Regions from separate parts of the Homo sapiens genome. Here region 1 is linked to region 2. The links are chromatin loops, found by intact Hi-C in ENCODE. Cell type or tissue: OCI-LY7. All regions are shown on one strand. Each heading gives the region's core, and the rest is flanking DNA. Links, peaks and the distances in the headings are about the cores only. Region 1 has its middle 79 kb from the start of SORL1. Region 2 overlaps SORL1 (sortilin related receptor 1).

Region 1 (5,381 bases), core at 137-5,136, 200 kb before region 2:
GATTACAATTCAACATGAGATTTGGGTTGGGACACACAGTCAAACCGTATTAGGCCTCTATATACCATATAACATCTTCAATACCTATTTGTGGTACAAAGATTGAAGCTAAGTGATCATACCATTGGAATACCGAATGTGTCCAGCAGGATTGTAAATGAAAAAGATTTGCTGGTTTTGGTAGGGTCTGAATTATTCATCCTTGTGTGCAAGTATAACCACCTAGTGAACTTCATCATAACATCCTGGAGGTAACCACAGCCATGTTAGTGCCACATAACCCTTATGTCCCATTTGGAGGTAGCCAATAAATACCTGGTTGCCGTACCCAATTGGTGGCATGCCAGTCTGTGTCTTGTCATATAATAATGTGGTCACAATGTTCTCCAGGTATCCACCCCATATCTCTTCTACTGTTTGGCCATTGGTCGTTGGTGTGTTTTCCTTGTTCCCAACATAAAGGAGCATTTCGGCTAAGCTGACCTAATGAAGGGGTGAGCCACAGAGTCCCATCCCAAATTTTCATTATCCCATTTTGAAAATGAGCCATTGTTTGGGGCATAGTTGTCACCTTCTCTTTTAGCTGGGGAGATGCTAAAGTGAGAGTTAGTGAGCTGATCCTTTCCATTAAAAAACATTTCCCCTGTCTCTTGCTCTTAATAGTGTTTTTAATGGGTCAGTTACTTATATTGTCTTTTGTTATGCCAGCACTAAGGATACCAGACTGTTTCTGTGATGTAATACATTTTTGATATTTTATCCAGTTCTGCCATTGGAAGACAGATATCCGCCATGGCAGGCTGGAGCCCCTGGAAAGAGGCATGAGTCCGCATATCCAGCAGGCCTCCTTTTGTAATCTGTATGCATAATCCTGAGCCCATTGCAGAAACAGGTTTGTTTCATGGGTGACAGTGGGTGGCAGTGGCAAGAAGGCGTAGTGACATAGGAGAAATAAAAGCAAGGTTGTGAAATTGATTTTAGCTACTAAAAGGACATTAAGTCAGACAAGGCAAGTGCCTTGTTCTGTGTAAGACAGCAGTTGCCAGTATCTCTAGGACAATAGTCATAATAGCTATTATAAAATAAGCACAGGTGTTCTTTTGTATACAGGCCTGGCCCTGTGTCTTGGGTTTAAGCAGTCCACAACAGCTGTCATCTGCTTCTAGTCCTGAGTCAAAGTTCAATGTTTAGTGAGTCGAAGGCAAAGATCCTTGGCGGGAGTCACTGTCCACTCAGGAGGTTGTGCCTTTTTTAAGATGAGAGATGTGAATCCATGAGTCTATACCCTCTAATTTTGTGCTACATGGATTGGCCAATAGTACCTGGTATGGCCATTCCACTGGGGTTGAAGGGAGTCCTTCATTAAATGTCTTTTCCAGTAGACAAAGTCTCCAGGCTGCAGCATATACCTGGAACCCTATCTTCAGGCTGTGTGCTGTGAAAGGAATTCTTTACTGAATCTTGTTTTTTTTTTTTTTTTCTTAAAAAAAAGATGATAAATGAAGCACAAAAACTGCAGGAACCCTACAGTGTCCTCCTTCTCCACATCTTCCAGATGAGAGGCTGCCACCAGGGTTACTAGGGAACCCATAGTAAGTAGGGTCTTGGGAGTTAGACCCCCTACTACCTTCTGTTGAGTGAGTGGCAGACAAGGAAGTGGGGGGATGGTGGACTGGAACATGCAGGAGAAGGAGGGAACAGATCTGGTTCAGGAAGTTCAGAGAGGTCAGGGTAGAGGGGGAGGTGGGGGATCTCCAAGAGGAAAGGAAGGGATTTAGAGGATTCCTTTAAAAGAGATAAAACATTAGAGAGTCTTTGGTTAGCACTTCTGAGTTGTTTGTTGGCCTCCTGTGAGGAGGTGAGGTGATCTTCCCCGCCTTTGCTACTCTCCAGGTACCACTGAAAGTAGCTCTCCCATCCTGGTTGTTTTTGTGCCTGTGTTTTCCATCCTAGTTCACAGGTATGCTAATTTGTGCATCTCAAAAGATCCCCATCTAGGCCATGGTAACTTGGAGTCTGCTTTGGTTATAAGGGTCCACTTGGTTAAACATTTGCATGACAACTCGCCATAAGTATTTTGCAGGTACCCGGCTGGAGTTTCTAAAGGTGGAGCTTTATGTTGCACAGCTGCTGGGTTTTAGCCAACCTAGAGGTCTTGTTCCCCATAATTTACTTTCTTTTTCAGATTTACCAAGTCAGGAAGTGTCAGACCCAGGGTGTTCTGCTTGCAGACCTAGCTTTTCAGGGCTGTTACTCCCTGAACCAATTCGATCCACCTGTGTCATGGCTGTGTGGCACAGTGTGTCGGGGCTCAAGGTGCGGGAGGGGTCAGCTCCGTATATGCACCTGCCAGCTGAGATTAGGCTCGAAGTGTGTTCTTCTGAGGGGGTAACCTACTCAGAGCCGCTGCACGTCTTAGGGAGCGTTCCCCCGAGACCCTCTCATATGATTCTCAGTTGCCTGAAAATGCCCTGAAAGGCTGAGGGGAGCATGGTGCTCTTATTTCTTTGGAGTGGAAAATTCCACACTCATAAGCGAGAGGGGCTTCGAGTTGGTCAAATCTAATAAGAGAAGGATGAAAACATACAGAAAAACCCCCGAATAAGACAGAAAACAAACAAACAAAACAGCTAAGCAAAACAACGATCACACAAATTATACATTTCTGAGTGCTCTAAATGTAAGGAGAAATTAAGACCAGCTGGTTGTTAACACTAACTTTAGTCATTAAAGAGAATTTGCAAAACAGAATCCCAACTCAGCTCCTTACCTACTGATGGGGCCCAAGCTGAAGACCGCTCTCTGCCAATGCAGAAGCAGACAAGCCCACCTTCCGTGAGAGAAGCAAGTGGAAACTCCCAGCAAAAAGGAGTTTTCCCTAACAGCAAATTAACCTCAGACACCCAACTAAAAATGTTGGGAGGTCAGGGATCCCTGCAGGAAAGAGGCCCTAGACCTTGGCAAATTGTCCTATCGGTGTGAGCTATAAAGAGCCCAAGCCAGTACCAAGTACTGACAGGAGGGCAGCCGCAGGCCTGGGCCACCTTTACTCAGGATCCCTCCGTTGTTACCAGATGTCAATCGAGAAACACGACAAGACAGGTCTCACTCATTTTAGGAGGTTTATTTGCCAAAGGTAAGGACTCACACTCTGGAGACAGGCCTATGTCTTTCTCTGAAGATAATTCTGAGGGCTTCAAATTTAAAAGGGAAAGGACGGGATATTGAGAAATACACAATTTTCATGTAAGAGGGGGGTAGGGGGAAAATAGTCATTCATGCCTTTGTCTGGCTCAGTGAATCTGCATTTTTACATAAGATGATATAGACAATAGGGCAGAGGAAATAATCAGATCTGCCTTTGTGTCAGGTAGGCAGAGGGATGACTTGAGTTCTGTCCTATGTGGCCCTGCACCTGTGAAGATAAGCCATCAATTTGCATTGCACTGGTGAATTTTAACAGAAATGCTTTGGGGTAAAGAGCTTGGGGCCCACAAGGAATTTCCTTGTGGGCAAAATATGAGGGAGGGGTGTAGCTTTTCATTTTGTAGCCATTGTATTTGGGAACCAAAATGGGAGGCAGGTTTGCATGACCCAGTTCCCAGCTTGACTTTTCCCTTTGGCTTAGTGAGTTTGAGGTCACAAGATTTATTTTCCTTTCACAATATGTATGGTGTACAATAACCAGGCTCTGTCTTGGATTTCTCTTGCCCATGATCTTAAAGAGGAAGCAAAGTAATCTGAAAAGCCAAGAAACTAAACATATTTTACTTCCCTTGAGAGGTCAACTTTTTTCTTAGTGATTTTTGCTTTTGTAAAGTTATCTTAGAATAAAAAAAGTGAAATTTAAAAGCCTAGTTCGTCAGTGTTGGAGCTCAGAAAGCAATACACCAAAGACTGGCACTTTTACATGCTGAGAGGCCTTTGAAGCTGCCTCAGAATCAAGGTTCCTCTAACCTTGTCTTATTGTCCACTGTTTCCCAAATCCTTCACTGGGTACAGGGAGAGACTCTCTCTCTCTCTCTTTGGACTTTCCTTATCTGAATAAGAAAGCAAGCTTCTTTCCAGAAGAAATGCAATTTTAAGACCCTCTCCCTAGGAATCTCATCAAATGACCAGCAAAGATCAACCACCTAAGAAGAGAAGAGACTGGAGTCATCACTACACCCAGACAGACTTTTCATAGAATTTTCAGAGAGCACCTCAGAGAGATTACCTGGGGGACTTTATCTGCATGATAAGACAACCTTTCTTTCTGTGTGGTTCTGCCCCTCACCTTCCCAAAAAGAATCATTTACTAATAATTGTCCTCATTGGGCCTATTCATTCCCCCATTATCTTCTCCCCTATGAAGGGGGCATTTATGTCTCAACCATCTGGCCTCTCTTTGAGTTCAGATTTTGTATGACTCTCATGCATACATGTGCATGTAATAAATTTGTTATGCTTTTCTCTTGTTGACCTGTTTTTTATTATAGGGATGTAGGCCATAACACTTTATGATGGGGAGGAAAGGGATCACCCCCTTTCTGCCCTACATCAGTTTACAATCTGTTTGGCAGAGATAGAATCCTCAGAAAGCAAGATAGAAGCATAGAAGATGAAGTAACCAGACGCCACCCTGCCTCCTCCAGTGAATGCAGCTACAAAAACTGAAAAGGGCTGGGCTTAATGGCTCCTGCCTGTAATCCCATCACTTTGGGAGGCTGAGGCACAAGGATTGCTTGAGGCCAGGAGTTTGACACTAGCCTGGGCAACATAGGGAGACCCCACAACTACAAAACAAAAAAAAATAGCCAGATGTGGTGGTGCACGCTTTTGGTCCCAGCTACTAGGGAGGATTGCTCGAGCCTGGGTGTTTGAGGCTGCAGTGAGCCGCGGTCACACCACTGCACTCCAGCCTGGGTGACAGAGTAAGACCTGTCTCATAAAAATAAAAAATAAAAATAAAAAAACAGAAAAGAATGCATGGAAGTTATTTGAGGATGCTGAAAAGTAAATGATAGCAGGTGGATTGGGAAATAAGACCAAAATGTGAAATATCACAGAACCAGCAGTAAGTTGTTGTCCCCCACCCTTTTTCTCCTTGGTATCCTCTGGCCTGGATTGAAGGTTGCCTGAAAACTGTGAGAACCAGAAAGAGACAGAGACTGTTCCAGGAGAGGTCTGCTACTTCTGGCTAGAGGAAACAGAAAATGGGACTCCTACCACTTAGGGGAAGTGGCGGCAGCAGTCGACTTTTCTTCTGCTTTTTCCTCCATTTTGTTGTGCTCCAGTCCCCATACAATCCTGAGGTGGTTGTGGCAATGGCAGCAGTAGGGCCCACGTGGACCTAAAACTCTGATGAAGAGGAACCTCCCTCTCTGATTGGGAGAAGCTCT
Region 2 (5,381 bases), core at 119-5,118:
TGCCTCCCAAGGAGCTGGGATCACAGGCATGAGCCACTGTGCCTACTCTATTTGCTTTGTAATCCTAACCCTGCTTCTCACAGCGGCCCAAGTCCAAGGCAGTGAAACACACAATACAAGCCTTTTAGTCAATCTTCCTTAAGAAATATAAACAGAAAAAAGATGAGCCTTTCTTTCTTAGAAACAAGAGACTTTCTTTCAGGCTATGGATACAATCTTAAAACTGTTTGGAAAGAAATAGAATCAACACTAAATTCCAAGAGAAGGGGAAGAAAGCTACTCCATATTTCCCATTAGAATGCCTTTGATTATCCAAATATGAGACCAATCATCGCATGTCCTTGATGCAGTTTGCCAAACTATACATTTTTTTTCTGTAAGGAATTTTAATTGCTTGCTTTAAAGTAGTCATGGGGCAGAAAAATTTCTCAGAGTATTGAGAAAATCTTCATAACTCATTTGCTTGATAGATAGAATATATATGGATATATATAACTATGTATATAAAAACATACCTATAGATATATTGAATCTGTATGTTTTAATTCTGTGTAGACACAGTCCATTAAGGAGTTCTGTGTGTAATTAGTATTTTATAATGTTGATGTACTGTATTCACTACCCAATAGACTCAACTGGTATTGTGGTTATCCTTCTTAAAGCATTGTATCTGCTTCTAAATATTTCTTCCAGCCTCCTCCTCTCTTTTGATTTTAACTAAAAGAGGAAAGCAAGAGGCTAGTATGGGACATTTCCTTCCCTGTAGACACGTGTGCTTGGCATTCCTCCTCCCCCTTTACCATCATGTTACTTGTTGTGGGAAGTCCGGGACCCCGAACGGAGGGACCAGCTGAAGCCATGGCAGAAGAACGTGGATTGTGAAGATTTTATGGACATTTATTAGTTCCCCAAATTAATACTTTTATAATTTCTTATGCCTGTCTTTACTGCAGTCTCTGAACATAAATTGTGAAGATTTCACGGACACTTATCACTTCCCCAATCAATACCCTTGTGATTTCCTATGCCTGTCTTTACTTTAATCTCTTAATCCCGTCATCTTCGTAAGCTGAGGAGGATGTATGTCGCCTCAGGACCCTGTGATGATTGCATTAACTGCACAAATTGTAGAGCATGTGTGTTTGAACAATATGAAATCTGGGCACCTTGAAAAAAGAACAGGATAACAGCAATGTTCAGGGAACAAGACAGATAACCTTAAACTCTGACTGCCGGTGAGCCGGGCGGAACAGAGCCACATTTCTCTTCTTTCAAAAGGAAATGGGAGAAATATCGCTGAATTCTTTTTCCCAGCAAGGAACATCCCTGAGAAAGAGAATGCGTCCCTGAGGGTAGGCTTCTAAAATGGCCGCTTCGAGGGGCGGCCATCTTTTATGGTCGAAGCTGTAGGGATGAAATAAACCCCAGTCTCCTGTAGTGCTCCTAGGCTTATTAGGATGAGGAAATTCCTGCCTAATAAATTTTGGTCAGACTGGTTGTCTGCTCTCAAACTCTGTCTCCTGATAAGATGTTATCAGTGACAATGCGTGCCCAAAACTTCATTAGCAATTTTAATTTCGCCCCGTCCTGTGGTCCTGTGATCTTGCCCTGCCTCCATTTGCCTTGTGATATTCTATTACCTTGTGAAGCACATGATCTCTGTGACCCACACCTTATTCGTACACTCCCTCCCCTTTTGAAATCACTAATAAAAACTTGGTGGTTTTACGGCTCAGGGGGCATCACGGAACCTGCCGACATGTGATGTCTCCCCAGACACCCAGCTTTAAAATTTCTCTCTTTTTTTACGCTGTCCCTTTATTTCTCAGACCGGCCGACACTTAGGGAAAATAGAAAAGAACCTATGTGAAATATCGGGGGTGAATTTCACCCGATATCTGGCTGAATTTCCCCCGATAGTTACTAAAGGGAGGGAAACTCAAAAGAGAAAGACCTGTGGTCCAGCAGTAAGAATAATATTGGTTTCATTTCCTCCCCTGCCGCACTCTGATGGGTAGAGAACACCTGTCTTCGCAACCAGTATCGCTGCAGCAACGGGAACTGTATCAACAGCATTTGGTGGTGTGACTTTGACAACGACTGTGGAGACATGAGCGATGAGAGAAACTGCCGTGAGTCTTCTGGATTGGACGTTAAGCACTTACCATTACTCAGAAGCCTGGTTGGCTCTTCCCAGGCTGAGGGCCTAAGGTCTAGGGCGAGGGCCACCCATGATTGGTGATGCCCATCTAAGTTGATGGGGCTTAGATGACAGAGAAAACATATTTCCATACACAGGTAGATATTAGATATATAGGATTAATATTATATACATAATATTTTTTTAACCACCCCAGAAGTACCACTCGTTACAAGAGATTTATAAATAAACGTCACATGGCTGAAACTGAATTGATTTGGCAATCTGGGCTCTAATCTTGGCTGTGGCTCTGTAATAAAGCTGGTGACTTGGGGCGAGTAAACAGGTGATATTCTTTGATTTGGAAATTCAATATTCAGCCTTTTTAGGGATGGGAAATGAGTATTTACTCCAGTTGGTTGATGTTGGCTACCTACCAGGCTCAAGAGAGATTGTTTTCATTGGTTAGTAATGCATAGCTTGGCCTACAGTGTGGGGCCATTGGTGTACATGCCATGTAAGTGTCATCTTTAGGCTGTATAATTTTTAAGATCTGACTTCTAAAGTATAAGACTGTGGTTAGCAGAAGTTAAAACCAAACAACCACAAATAACAGATAGTTTATTAACCATGAATTTTCACTATCTTTTCTTCACTTAATTTTTAATAGCTTCGACATTATCTTATAAGGAGATGATTTGCCCTTTTGTCAGTCATGCACTCACTCAACAAGCAGTTGCTATACACCCTGTGTTCCAGGCTCTGTGCTGGGCCTGCATATATATTGCCGATCAAGGCAGAAACGGAGTTCACAGTCTGAAGTAGGAGTCAGAAAAATAGGCAGTTACAGTAGAGTGACGGGCACTGCGATGCGGAAGTGTCATATGCATGTAGGATGGGCACCCAAAGCAAACTTGGGCAGGCCCTAGCAAAGAGCTCTGGAGAGTGTCTGGGGTGAACCAAGCAGAGGTGGAGGGAATCAATTCACAGGCAAGGGAGCAGCATGTGGGGAAGCTGGCATGGCCAGGAAACTGGTTTGAGTTATGGAGAATGGGCATGGGCACAGGGGCCAAGGTGAAGTTAGATGAGTGGGCAGCGCCCAGGACAGCAAGGGCTTTGTGGACTTTATCGGAGAAGCAGTTGGGAACCACTGATGTCATGTGATGAAAGTTCATCTTTGGAAGGATAAGTAGTGGGCAGAATGCGTTTGATGGAGAGAGACCAGAAGCAGGAACCAAGTCAGAGGCTTCTCTTTTATATATTTTACCTTTGGCAACCCAGGGGCTCATTTACCCATTTGTACTGTAAGAACAGATTAATGGGAAGCTCTAGATACTCATTTAGCCAGTCATCCGTGGGGCCTGTGCCCGGCTCCCCTGCCACTTCACCCAGAAAGCAACTTGTGAAATATCCAGCTCATTAAACACATCTGGGCCCTGCAATCCTATAGACTCCCCCTTTTGGCTGATAGAGGGTTATTTACAAAGCCTTTCCTTAATCGTTTTCCCTTGGATTCAGAGGGTGCCTTTCACACCGAGGGAGTAGAGCTTATTTGCTGAATGGCAGATTTGGGAAAGCACTAGCCTCTCTGTGTCTTTTCTGCAAAAAATAAGGCCTATAAAGCCTCCTTTATCAGAGTTGCAGGAAGGTGTGATATTTGTGGGGGAATAGCCAAAGCTCTTTAAAAACATTAATGCTTATTAACAGCATTGAAGCAGATAATGGAAAGGAGTTTATTACATATCTGGGTGGGATAGAAGATGCTTCTTAGAATTAACAAGTTACAAGGAAATTGCCCAGACATAATTAGGCACAGTGGAAGCAGGGAGATACAAACCAGATGACCTCATATCCAAGAGTGAGGGACACAGGTGGCAGAGCATTCCTCCTTGTGCCCTTGGGCTTGGTTTCTACTAAATGGACAAGCTGAATCTTGTATTGGCTCCGAGTTTTGAGAGGAATGAAGACCTGCATCTTTTGGGAGGCACCTGCTGCCTCCAATGGCTTCCTCCCACCCAGCCCCTGAGCTCTGTTGCAGACTGCACAGTTGTGCATGAAGGATGGAGCTGGCCCTGCCCTCCTCCCAGCTTGGCGTGAATGTCAGCTGGGATTCACTTTCCAGAGACCCCGAGACCTACTTTCTGCTCCGTCGTCTCCCTGTTTCACCTGGCTCAGGTCTACACATGTCAGATGGAGCTGAGGCGTGGAGAGGAGGAACCAGAAGGATTTAAAACTCAGAGACTGGGAGTCAAGAGAGAGGGGCTTATCTGTGCCTGCATGTGTGTCTCCCTCATCAAGGAGGTTGCGTGTGGAGGAGAGAGGTTCCCTGTTTCTAAGCAGGGCTGCAGGAGCTGGACCGCAGTGACTGAGTACTGCCATGTGGGGAGTTAAGTGAGGCACCCTGCCAGCTGCCAGGGAGCAGTGGAGGAGGGGGGACACCGGGATGCAGGAGGGTGTTGTCAGTGGGTTTCCCTCCCTCTTACACAGATTCCTCTAGCTGGGTGACTGTCAGGCACTCAGGGTTTTGACGCGAATCCCTGCAGTCTTGTCATTTTGCATTCATCCCCTGCCTCCCACCACGAGCTCAATTACAGAGAAGAAATGGAGCCTCAAATAAGAGCTGCCAGGATGTCTAACGGCAGCATTGCTATTTGGCATTTCGTGCACGACAACCCCTCCCCCGTGCCAGCATTCTGTTCTGCCACATTTTACCTCCTGGGTCAGCCTTTCACTCTCCTGAGAGCAGCCTGCCTTCCCCTCGCCTTTCCTGGAGGGTGTTTCACGGGGTGCCAGGGATTGTGCTTAAGCACAGGAAATATCTACTTAGGAGAGGAAGAAAAATCTAATTCTGTATCCATTCTAATGCCAGAAGGACATGAGGAATGATGAGGAAGAGAAGTGACATTTGTTTAGAGCCCATTATATTTACATCCTATTTAATAGGCTCTGGTTCCAAACTTGTTCCCTGGTTTATCTTCATAATAATGCTACCAAGTAAAGGCAGGTTAAGTAAGTTGTAGGTTGCAGACTCAATTCAAATCTAGTCTTTCTGGCTGGGCGTGGTGGCTCATGCCTGTAATCCTAGCACTTTGGGAGGCTGAGGCAGGCAGATCACTTGAGGCCAGGAGTTCAAGACCATCCTGGCCAACATGGCAAAACCCCATCTGTACTAAAAATACAAAAATTAACTGGGGCTGGTGGTGGGTGCCTGTAATCCCAGCTACTCAGGAGGCTGAGGCTG

Evidence for each region. A loop is a pair of places that touch in the nucleus more often than their neighbours do. Peaks named below come from ENCODE experiments on the same cell type or tissue, not always from the same donor. Only the 100,000 strongest peaks of a DNase experiment are listed, where the experiment ranks them.
Region 1: it touches region 2 in a loop (3-fold over the local background); 2 of 110 quality-filtered maps call a loop at or near these places.

Annotation. Positions count from the first base shown.
Region 1 is chr11:121,371,089-121,376,469 of GRCh38, forward strand. No RefSeq gene overlaps it. Among named protein-coding and RNA genes, the nearest start is that of SORL1, 79 kb to the right of the region's middle. RefSeq lists enhancers at 976-1,035, 1,533-2,310. In OCI-LY7, for the core only: no CTCF peak of the experiment used is centred there; DNase peaks (open chromatin) are centred at 1,133, 2,213, 3,383 and 3,665; H3K4me3 peaks cover 3,668 bases; H3K27ac peaks cover 5,000 bases.
Region 2 is chr11:121,568,139-121,573,519 of GRCh38, forward strand. It overlaps SORL1 (sortilin related receptor 1), which reads left to right. Exons shown (of 48, transcript NM_003105.6): 23 at 2,019-2,132. Among named protein-coding and RNA genes, the nearest start is that of SORL1-AS1, 120 kb to the left of the region's middle. RefSeq lists enhancers at 1,816-1,865, 1,976-2,145, 2,606-3,107, 3,108-3,607. In OCI-LY7, for the core only: no CTCF peak of the experiment used is centred there; DNase peaks (open chromatin) are centred at 1,723 and 2,043; H3K4me3 peaks cover 1,606 bases; H3K27ac peaks cover 4,903 bases.